Regions from separate parts of the Homo sapiens genome. Here region 1 is linked to region 2. A link is a loop called in an ENCODE intact Hi-C map of the cell type or tissue named here. Cell type or tissue: PC-3. All regions are shown on one strand. Each heading gives the region's core, and the rest is flanking DNA. Links, peaks and the distances in the headings are about the cores only.

Region 1 (5,343 bases), core at 447-4,446, 63 kb before region 2:
CTTGATTGTTAATTGCTGGCAATTTTTAAAAACATTAAAAACTGTAAAATAAAATATGCTTGTTAAACAAATATGTCACCCTCCAGATTTGGCCTTTGGACTGCTAGTAGTTGGCCCCTGTCAAATATCATTGTTTCTAGATGAGTCAGTGCCAACGAGATGTGGAAAAGGAGCAGGGCTGATGTCACTGCACCCAGTATGAGCCTTGGCAGCTTTGCAGAAAGAGCCATTGCGACTACTAGACAGACCAGTAGTTCATGAGCATGGGCTGCCGCAGGAGGGTTGTCTAACTGGAGGGGGAATTGGGAGGTGGGGGGAGTCACCAAGTAAATCTTCCCAGAACTACTTAACCTAGAGGGCAAGAAGAGGTATTCCTATTGGAGGAAGGACTACAGCACACAGAGATCTGAGAATTGTGGCACTTCTAGGAAACTTCAAACAGCACCATCTTGTAAGAGTGTAGGGTGATTGTGGGTGTGGTGCAGGGAGGTGGTGTAAGAAGGGGCAGAGGAGGCAGGAAATGAAGCTGTCGGGGGGAATGATGGCCCTGCATAATATTCTTAAGACTTTTAAATAGTGTGCAAAAGTATTTGAAGGATGCACTGAAAGATATTAATCTGGGCCTTGACGTCTTAGTCTCACAGTTGAGGTAGATCCCACCGGCAGATGCCTACAGCATTAACTAGCAGTGGGCTTGAGGCTATTAACATTTTTAAATATATATACATATATATATACTTTATTTCCATAGGTTATTGGGAAACAGGTGGTGTTTGGTTACATAAATAAGTTCTTTAGTGGTGATTTGTGAAATTTTGGTGCACCTATCACCTGAGCAGTATACACTGCACCCTATTTGTAGTCTTTCATCCCTCACCCTCTTCCCACCATTTCCCCTTGAGTCCATTCTGTCATTCTTATGCCGTTGCATCCTATAGCTTAGCTCCCATTTATGAGTGAGAACATACAATGTTTGGTTTTCCATTCCTGAGTTACTTCACTTAGAATATACTTATGATAGAATAATACTCAGCCATAAAAATGAATGAATTAGTGACATTCGCAGTGACCTGGATGAGGCTATTAACATTCATCTGATAGAGCAAACTCTAGGTAAGCAGGAAAGCTCTTGATTCTCCCTATCGCCAACCCTCACTCCCACAGTCACTTCTAGAGTTTTGTCTGTTACTGAAGGCAGAATTATTTGAATGCCTACTTATCTACATGCCATCTTTGTTGTTGGGCCTCCTTCCTTTACTGTAACTAATTGATTTTGGGAGCGTATATCCTTCTTACCGAGAGTCTTTTATGGTCCTGATCGGAATGTGGACTCCTCTTTGGTGAGTAAAATTTAGGTAAGTACAAGCTTTTGCTCTCGACTGTCTGAGCTGCTGAGAATATACTCGGCTATTTGCCATGACTGTAACAGCTAACACAAGAAGAGACAATGAGAAAAATGTTGACTAGTACTGTGGAGGATGGAGTTTCCAAAGGCAGCCATGTGATGGACACAGGTCAGTGGGACACCAGAAGCCTCTAGGCATCTACCTACTGACGTGCCAATGCTAACTCCGGGTAGCCCTCTCTCCTATCTGGGCCCAGGAGCTCTCTGGCTGGGTGTTGGTGGACTTGTGCAGTAGGGGGCCCACCCCCATGAACTACTCAGAACAAGCTGACAGGCACTGTAGTGACGCAAGAATGGGAGGAGGGCACTCGAATGTCTTGAGATATAGCTATTTAGCAACTGTATGGAAATATTCCAATATTTAGTAATCATTACAGGCATACTAGTGAAATCCAGCCAAATCTTGGACCTGAATACATATGACTCTGAAAAAGATGGACATCAGAAACCTCCCCTTCTGCTGTGCCTTAGGGAAAGAGTTTTCTTCAATTTACCTAAACCATGAGTCCAGTTAGATTTCTTTGGGCTATACTTGAGGCTTTGCATAGTTATTTCCTGTGGAATGTCTTTATTTCACATTTCACAAAAGTTGTTAAACCTCTCACGTTATTACAAACCTGCTTTGCTTATATTTTTCCTAGATTATTCCAGAAGCTTGAGAAGACCAAAACTACTTGGGCAAAGGTTCTCAGAAGTAACATGGAGAAGAGATTGGAAGGAGGCAAGGTTGGAGGAAGGGATCTCTAATCCAAGTTTCAAGGAAGATCTTAAGTTTGTGGGATGGGGAAGAGGGCAGATTCAACAGCTGTTTTTGAGATTATCATTTGGAATGAAAGGAAGATTAGGATGAGTTAAATTTCTGACCCGAGTGAAGTGAAGGGTAATGATGCACTCATGGGCAATCATAGTGGATATTGGCTACAATAAGGGATTTCATTTCTCTGGCCTCAGTTTGCTGATTAGCAAATTGGGGGTAAAATTGGGGTAATAATGGTACCTGTCTTATGGGGCTGCTTTTAGGATGACACGAGATAATGCATGCCAACTGTTTAAATCAGGGATTGAAAGGCAGTAAGTATTCAATGAATGGGGCTCAGAAAGTGTTCAGTGAATTTGCTGCAAACCACAAAGCTAGGTAAGTGATGGAGATGGGGTTCTAGCACCTGATTAAAGCACAGTCTGGTCACTTCATCTGTTAACATTGGGTAGAAACAGTCAGAAGAGGGACAAGTCTAGGGTACAGTTATGATATGAGCTTGGTTTTGAAATATGGAGACATTGATGGGGCTGGGAGGGGATGTCTAGGAGGTAGTTGGACACACAGGACTGAACTTAACAGAAATCTTGGCTAGAGATGTCCTTTTACCCACAGTCATCCCTCACAATGTATGTGAAGTTATAGTCATCAAGAGTGTACTACCTAATAGTCAAGTAACTGACAGATGGTGTTTAATAAAATTGTGTGACCAAGATTATTGTAAATTCTTTAAGTGGTTTTAGTCAGATTTTTATGTTTGACTATTGATCTCTCTTGCCAAAAAATTTTTATGATGCCATAGGATTGTTAACTGTAATGAAAAGCCCATATTTCAGAAACATAAAAGCCATCTCCTAACCATATGAAGTTTAAAGATTTCTGCACTAAAAGCCACCCCATTAAGAAGTTAATTAACCCTCAGTCAAAATTTCTAAACTTCATCTCCTTCAACTGAAAGCAGTTTTTCAACTCTTTTAATATGCTGAATTTGTTTGTTTAACATTATTTAAGGAAGAGATTCCTATTATAGGTTGTGTCACAAGTTGAATGGGGAAAAAAAAACTTCAGTGCTCCTCAAGTTCAATCTTATTTGCTTTCTGGCACCACCACCTACTCTTGGCCTCCCATCAGATACTTTACCACACTGTTAATGTGAAGTTGCCTGTTTGTATGTCAGAAGCTTAAACCTAAATCGAAAAAAAAAAAAAAAGTGTATTTTAGATCAACTGGCTACAAGTTTATGAAGACAACACAACTGTGTATAGCAGAAGATAGCAAACTGTGGTTCACAGATCAAATCTGGCTTGTTGCATGTTTTTGTATGGCCCATGAACTAAGACTAGTTTTTACATTTTTAAACTGCTGAAAAATATCAAAATAAAGATAACATTCCATGCTATATGAAAACTGTAGGAAGTAAAAATTCCATTTTATGGGAACACAGCCATGCTCATTCATTTATGCATCATTTATAGTTGTTTTCATTCTACAATGGCAGAGTTGACTATTTGCAACAAGGACTGTGTATGGTGTTTTCAATGCTACACAGTGCTCTCCAGCAACCCACTAATCACGAGGATGAGATTACAACTCCACAGCATTTAAAGTGCATATCTCTCTCTATGGTAACATTTAAAAAAATTACCAGTGCTATAGCCACCATGTCAAAAAGAAAAGAAAGAATAGTGGGCTCCAAATGTCATGCTTCTAAGGCACAGTGGAGTGTGTATTGTTTGTTACCAAATTAAATAGCACTATGGTTTAAATGTGACCCCCCCCAAAGTTCATGAGTTGGGAATTTAATCCCCAATACAGCAACAGTGTTGGAAGGTGGGGCCTAATAAGATGTAATTAGTAGATCATGAGGGCTCTGCATAAATAGATTAATGTTGTTATCGTAGGAGTGGGTTAGTTATTGAGGGAGTGGTTAGTTATTGTGAGAGTGGGTTTGTTATAAAAGTGAGTTTGGGCTTCTCTTGCTCTCTGGCTCTTGCCCTGTCACCTTCCACCACGGGATGGCACAGCAAAAAAATGCCCTTGCTGGATGTTGGCCCCTTGATATTTAACTTCCCAGCCTCCAGAGGTGTGAGCCAAATAAATTTCTGTTCATCATAAATTACACAGTCTGTAGCATTCTGTTATAGCAGCACAAAACAAACAAAGCAGAGGAGAAAGCATTGTGTTTATTACATGTTGACACTCCAAACAATATAATAGATTAAGCACTCATCACATCTTTTCCAACTTACACAAAAGCAATGACAAGAAAAATTAGAAAATTTAAAACAGAATATCTCATCACAGCACAATTTCTTTAAAATAATAAAAAGTGAAAATGAGACTACAACCAGAATAAGTTTCCAAGTGGCTTATTTGTTATGCAAGCAAGGCAAAATATTTTATTGATGTTAAGTTCATTAAATCATGTTTGATTATAGCAGCAGATGAAATATATCCAGTGAAAATAAATTAGTTTAAGACTTTTAGCCTTTTGGTGACACTGGTTGCTTGGTTGAGAACATTGACAGAAGCATCAATAGTGAATTTTAAAATGACTTCTAGTGGTTTTCCTTAGTTCTTGTTGACAAATATTACCAATACAGCTCAGTTGTTGTTTATTTGAGAAGTCAATGCTGAGTTCGAAGTGAATGAAGAAATAGCTTCTATGAAGAGCCTGTGTAGAAGAACTATAGGCAAGATTACTTTAAAAGAAAATGAGAAAACACTAATTCAACACAACCTGAAGTGGAATCTGCTAAGATGTGTTGCTAGTGTTCATGGTAAAAAAAATATCTGTGGAGCAGAAGAAGGCTTTTGGAGCAAATTTAGAAGGTGGGTGAAAATATAAGATATTTAAAGCTTATGATTATTAATTGTAATATTCACCATCAGGTACTTTGTGGAAAATATCTAAATCTGTGATGTTATTGAATCAGTGGTATCAAAGGTTAATTTTATTAGCTTTTCTGGACTTTTAACCATTGCCCATTTGGTAAACATTTTTTTCAGAAATAGAAAGTAAATATCCTGTCAGATCAGCATTAACATATGAATATTTGAATCAATTTCGATAAGGCACATTAACTTTGAACTCCAATAAGGTGAAATGTGATATCATTCCCAAAATGTATTTTTTTTTGCCTTACTAAGCTAGTATTACAAAAAATACTCATTCACATGA
Region 2 (5,343 bases), core at 798-4,797:
TGTGGGGGTGGGGGAGCAATTCAGCCCCTTCAAGTCTAGGAAGCTTTCAGGTACCAGGGCCTCTGTCGCTCTGAAAGGCACCAATCTAAGTATTTCAAAAATATGGAGAATCCTAATTTGAGGAGAGAAGGTATTAGGGATGGAGGTCATTATGAAGGAAGGAGGATTCAAGTTTTAAAGATGGAAAGGATGTGGATATGTAGAGGAGGAAGAGGCAAGCATTGGAGGGGAAGTGTGGGAGCAGGGTGGTTAGGAAGAAAGATCCAGAGTTGGAAGTGAGCATTGTGTGTTTATGGAGCAATAAAGAAATCTTTGTGACAAAAATAACCTACTTATATTCAGAGAGTCATGGGGAATCAGTGGGCTAGGACAGCTGGATATATTATGTCTAGGTCCTTTCATGTCAACTGGGAAAGAGTAGAACTAATAGGGTAGGAAATAGGGAGCTATTAATGTTGTTGGGGGGAAATAAATGAAATAATAGATGCGATGTCTAAAGATGAATTCATAAGAGATTTCAGGATGGTTTGGAGGAAGGAGTCAGGCAGGCCAGAGACAAGGCTGTTCCAACCATCTGGACGTGAAATAATTGGGATCTCAAATTCAAATGCCTGCAGAAGAAGGCAAGGGATGCAGATGATGGGGTGGGGGGTCTTTCTTAGCCTGAAAAGCAGATGTCCATTCCTGCAGCTGGTGGGATGAACAGCCCTTGTACCAGTCAGTGCTCTCTGGGGAAACAGAACCCATGGAATATAAGTTTGCGATCCTAAAGGCAGGCTGGCAGGCTGGAAACTCAGGCAGGATTTCTATACTACAGTCTTGAGGCAGAATTCCTCCTTGTCTGGCAAACCTGTTTTTGCTCTTAAGACCTTCAGCTGGTTGGATGAGGCCCACGGACATTATAGAACGTCATCTCCTTTACTTAGTCAGCTGGTTGTAGATATTAATCAGGTCTACAAAATACCTTCATAGCAATATCCAGACCGGTGTTTGACCAAACAGCTAGGCACCACAACCTAGCCAGGTTGGCATACAAAATTTAACCGTCATGGTCCCCAGGCAGGAAGGTGTGGACCACACTGGGGCCTTGCCCTGTTCCCAGAGACTCTGCACAGCCCCACTCCCTTCCTCCTATACCAGCATAGTGAGAGGCAGGGGATGGCAGCTGTGCCTTGGTCCTGGATCTGATGTGAGCCGACAGCTTATTCCCAGTGCATATGCCCATATGAGAATTAACTCGAAGGAGAATAAACTGTTCCCTTTTGAGACCTGGCCCAGGGTACTCTACTCTGATGCCAACAGCATGTCTTGTTGTTTCTTCCTTAGCTGATCCTTACTGGCAGGGGGCCTCAAGATCACTGAAGCTTTTAGATTCGAGCATGAAGTCAGGAGTTTCCTCCTGCATGCCTTTCTGATGGCAAGGGAGCTGTACTGTAGTAGCTATGTTTGTGGTCTTTGGTGTCAGGGACTGGGCTCAAAGCCCAGAGTCTCATGGGCTATGGTCATGACCTTGGGGAAGCCTCTTATCTTCTTTGTGTCTCAGTTTCCCCATCTGTCAAATGGGGATGCAATAATTGTATGTACTTCAGAGATGTGAGAGATTGAATATGGTGATGCAGGAATCACTTAGCACAGTGGATGAGAGTGCGTTTCACCAGTTTTGGCTTTTCTAGACTCAGTTGAGCTGGGTCTGGTGGCTCATGTCTGTAATCCCAGCACTTTCGGAGGCTGATGTGGGAGGATTGCTTGAGCCCAGGAGTTTGAAATCAGCCTGGACAACATAGTGAGACCCCATCTCTTAAAAAAAAAATTAGGTAGGCATGGTGGCTCATGCCTGTAGTCCCAGCTACTCAAGAGGCTGAGGTGGGAGGATTATTTGAGCCTGGGAGACTGAGGCTGCAGTGAGCTGTGATCATGCTACTGCCCTCTAGCCTGTGTGACAGAGTGAAGCCCTGTCTCAAAATAAATAAAATAAATAAATAAACAAACAGATAGTTGACTGCAGTTTCCTGACCCCTTGAAGTCAGGTGCGGCCATATGCCTTTCTTTGGCAAATGACATGCAAGCAAAAAGTGATGTGCATCTCTCTTGGGTAGATGATTTAAAAGCCAGAAGTGATTTGCCACATTCCTTTCCCCTGTGGCAGAGACAGTGAGCGCACCCGTGCTGAGACAGAGCTGCCAGCCAAGGGCCCAGAGTAAGTAAGTAATCAGAGCCCCCACCCCTCTGCATTGGCCCTGTAGACTGCACCAGAAGTAAACTTCTGCTGTGTTGTAAGCACTGAGATATTGGGGTTGTTAGCACTACCTCAACCCAACTGATGGCCACACTTTAGATGTGCAGGAAATGGTAGCTGTTATGATTTTTTTCTCTTCCTTTTGTCTTCTCTCTCAGAGGTTCTGAGCAATGATGTGACCGATGGTGTCATCCGAGTCATCTGTAGCAAATGCTACTTTTGGATCTATCACCTCGGCATATGGGGAATCCTGTCTGTACAGCTGATATTCCACCTCTACCCTTCTCTTGCCCTATCATTTTGAGAGGGAAGAATTGGGATTAAACACTAGAGTTTTATCACTCATTTTCCTTTGCAAACCTTACCTTGCTTATCTGTGAAATGGATGTGAGAGCCTTGTTTCTATCTTTTCCAGGACTTATTGTATGATTGGTCCATGTATAGCAAGTATTATATACATCCCTCAGAAATTACTATTACTGGGTTTTCTTGTCTACCTTTTTTCCCCCATTCAGCACATGATGGTCAATTTTTTGTTTCTTTCCCCCCAGGATCTTGGAAACAAAGACCTCAACAGGGATAAAATTTACTTGATTTGTCAAATAGTCCGGGTCGGCAAGATGGATCTTAAGGATACTGGTGCAAAGAAGTGCACGCAGGGACTGAGGAGGCCCTTTGGGGTGGCAGGTAAGGGGCACACTCTGCATCATTGATTTTTATGGGAGCGCACATTTTATGTGGCTGAATTGTAATGATGATTTGTTTCCCAACCGCCTCCTGCTGCCCCCACCCCTGCAAAATTTATGCCAGACAGCCCTTAATAACTACATTTCTGGTGACTAAATCAAAATAATTGGTGACTAAGTCCAGATTTATGATGAACACAGTGAATCATGGGCTCCTCTTGTCTGGAGTAGAGCATCGGGAGACCGGGGCCGTCTGAGCAGTTGACACCTTTGCTCCCCAGCTCTGTGAAAAAGGAAAAACAATACAGGCAGGATCTAATTATGAGGAGCAAATCATTTAAAAAGTACATCTAGGACAGGAAATGCAGTTACACAGAATGAGTCACCTACCACACATCTAAATTCCAGATGGAAACGGACATTTGGAGAATTGGCGTGACCTGAGGCAGAGCCCTGCATGAGGCTGCTGTACAGCAACATCAGCTCTGCATTCCTCTTAAGCTTTAGCTCTCCTGGGGTTTCTAAGGCTTCGTCATTCTTGCCCCACTTTTATGGTTTTAGTTATGTTTGACTACCACTTGTACTGTTATTTACCAAATATAGTTTCTTTTAATCAACCTGCTTTACATAATGTATGTTTTTCATCAAAGGCGATTTAAATTCCTGTGAAAATGGCAATTTGATATGCCAGTTTTCTTTTTATTAAAATATAAAATTTTAAGAGTATACCGTGCATAACCCCTATGTACCATAGCTAACCTCAGTGTTTCAGGTTTCTCACTTCAAGATGCTCTGATCTGTAATCGCAGACCTGCTTACTCTCCAACTAGTCCCCTGGCACTGCTTGCAAAGCGGTGGAGTGGAGGATGTTTTACTGAGCTCACTGTTTTTTTTTTTTTTTTAACCTGGCACTGCGGCTAGCTAGCCAGCCAGTGATATTGGGCAAGCATTTTCCCCAGAGCCTTAGTTTTATTATGTGCAAAATGAAGGACTCATACCTGGTTAATTCATGAAATCCTCTACTGCTCTAAAATGCTCTGATTCTACTTGTGGGGGCATTTCTGACATCATGGTGTTTCTGTTAAGGCAGTAAGGATCCTTCAACCTTACTGCAAAGTGTGTCTTTGTCCTCAGCTGTAGCCTGCCCTCTCTTTTGGTGTCAGATGACAGAAATCTGATCTAAACTGGTAGAAGAAGGAAAAGAAAAGGTACTTTATTGGTGTAACTGAAGAGCTTATGAATAGATCGCTTCAGGCATAGCTGGATCCAGGAACTCAAATCAGTTTGTCTCTTTCTTGCTCCCATGTCCTCATGCTGGCTTACTATGAAGAATTTGTCTCTTTCTTGCTCAGCCCCTATGTCTTCATGCTGGCTTACTAAGAAGATGGCTGTCCAACTAGTTGGCAAATTATCAGCCAGCTGTTCCAAGCTTGCATCCTACCAACTTAGCAACCAGTGGAAAGAATGTACCTCTTTCCCATTAGTTTCAGCAGAAGCCCCAGGAGCTTTAATATAGGTCACGTCCTCATCTCCATAGTCTTTACTCTGGGCAGGGAGAGATGATTATCTGATCTACCAGGTCCTATGAATAACTTTGGAGCCAAAGGGAAATTGCCCTGCCCTAATCACAGCCCTGAGGATGGATGAGGAGAGTCAGTTAGAGAGAATGGATGCTCGGTTTCTCCTCCTGTCTGCTCTCTGACTCCCCTCTCTATCTAGATGCAGTCAGTGGTTGATTATTACCCAAGCAATTTTAATGGCCCCTGCCCAGTGCCTGGAGTGTTTGACGTATTTTCTGTAACTAGGGTATGAGCTTGATTGGAGTAGCTTTTCTCAGCCCTCTCCTACACTCCCACTTCTATAATCCCCATTCTAGTGTAGGAGTTCTTTACCTTGGTTTTGGGACCTTTAGTGGCTGATTTAAGGAAAGGTTTCAGAGGATCCAGGATACCTCTGGAATCACAGGATTTGAGGATTCTTCAGTTATGTATCTGTACATATGAGTATGCTTATGAAAAGAGGGTGGATATTTCATGAGATTCTCAGATCCTACAGAGACCCAATCACTGCTGTCTGGTTTTGTAGGCATGGTAGACATTCAATACATGCATGTCAAATCCAAACCTAATTGCTGAATTCCACAGCCACGGCTCTGACCCTTTCCTTTTGGCCTCTGCTAAGCCATGGTGCTCTTGGATGCCTCCCTGGCCCTCTGACCTCCCAGTCTGCTTTGCCTGGAGGTATTTGCCCTGGTGCTGCACGCGAGGAACCTCTGCTGTCTGAGTGTTGTGCAGCACTGGCTTGCTTGCCATTTTAGGCCTTCCTGACCCCCAGGCATCCCAGGCTCTACCTCCTGTCCCATAAGCTCATCCCACTGTCATCCCTTATGGGAACAGGAAGAAGTTAAACCATTAATTCATT

The links. A loop is a pair of places that touch in the nucleus more often than their neighbours do. Peaks named below come from ENCODE experiments on the same cell type or tissue, not always from the same donor. Only the 100,000 strongest peaks of a DNase experiment are listed, where the experiment ranks them.
Region 1: a loop joins it to region 2, with 8 times the contacts of the local background. A loop is called at or near these places in 1 of 110 quality-filtered maps.

Annotation. Positions count from the first base shown.
Region 1 is chr5:169,629,886-169,635,228 of GRCh38, forward strand. No RefSeq gene overlaps it. Among named protein-coding and RNA genes, the nearest start is that of DOCK2, 4.7 kb to the right of the region's middle. In PC-3, for the core only: no CTCF peak of the experiment used is centred there; no DNase peak of the experiment used is centred there; H3K27ac peaks cover 1,644 bases.
Region 2 is chr5:169,693,016-169,698,358 of GRCh38, forward strand. DOCK2 (dedicator of cytokinesis 2) reads left to right here. Exons shown (of 52, transcript NM_004946.3): 10 at 2,788-2,923. Among named protein-coding and RNA genes, the nearest start is that of DOCK2, 58 kb to the left of the region's middle. RefSeq lists an enhancer at 2,463-3,662. In PC-3, for the core only: no CTCF peak of the experiment used is centred there; a DNase peak (open chromatin) is centred at 3,236; H3K4me3 peaks cover 1,610 bases; H3K27ac peaks cover 2,201 bases.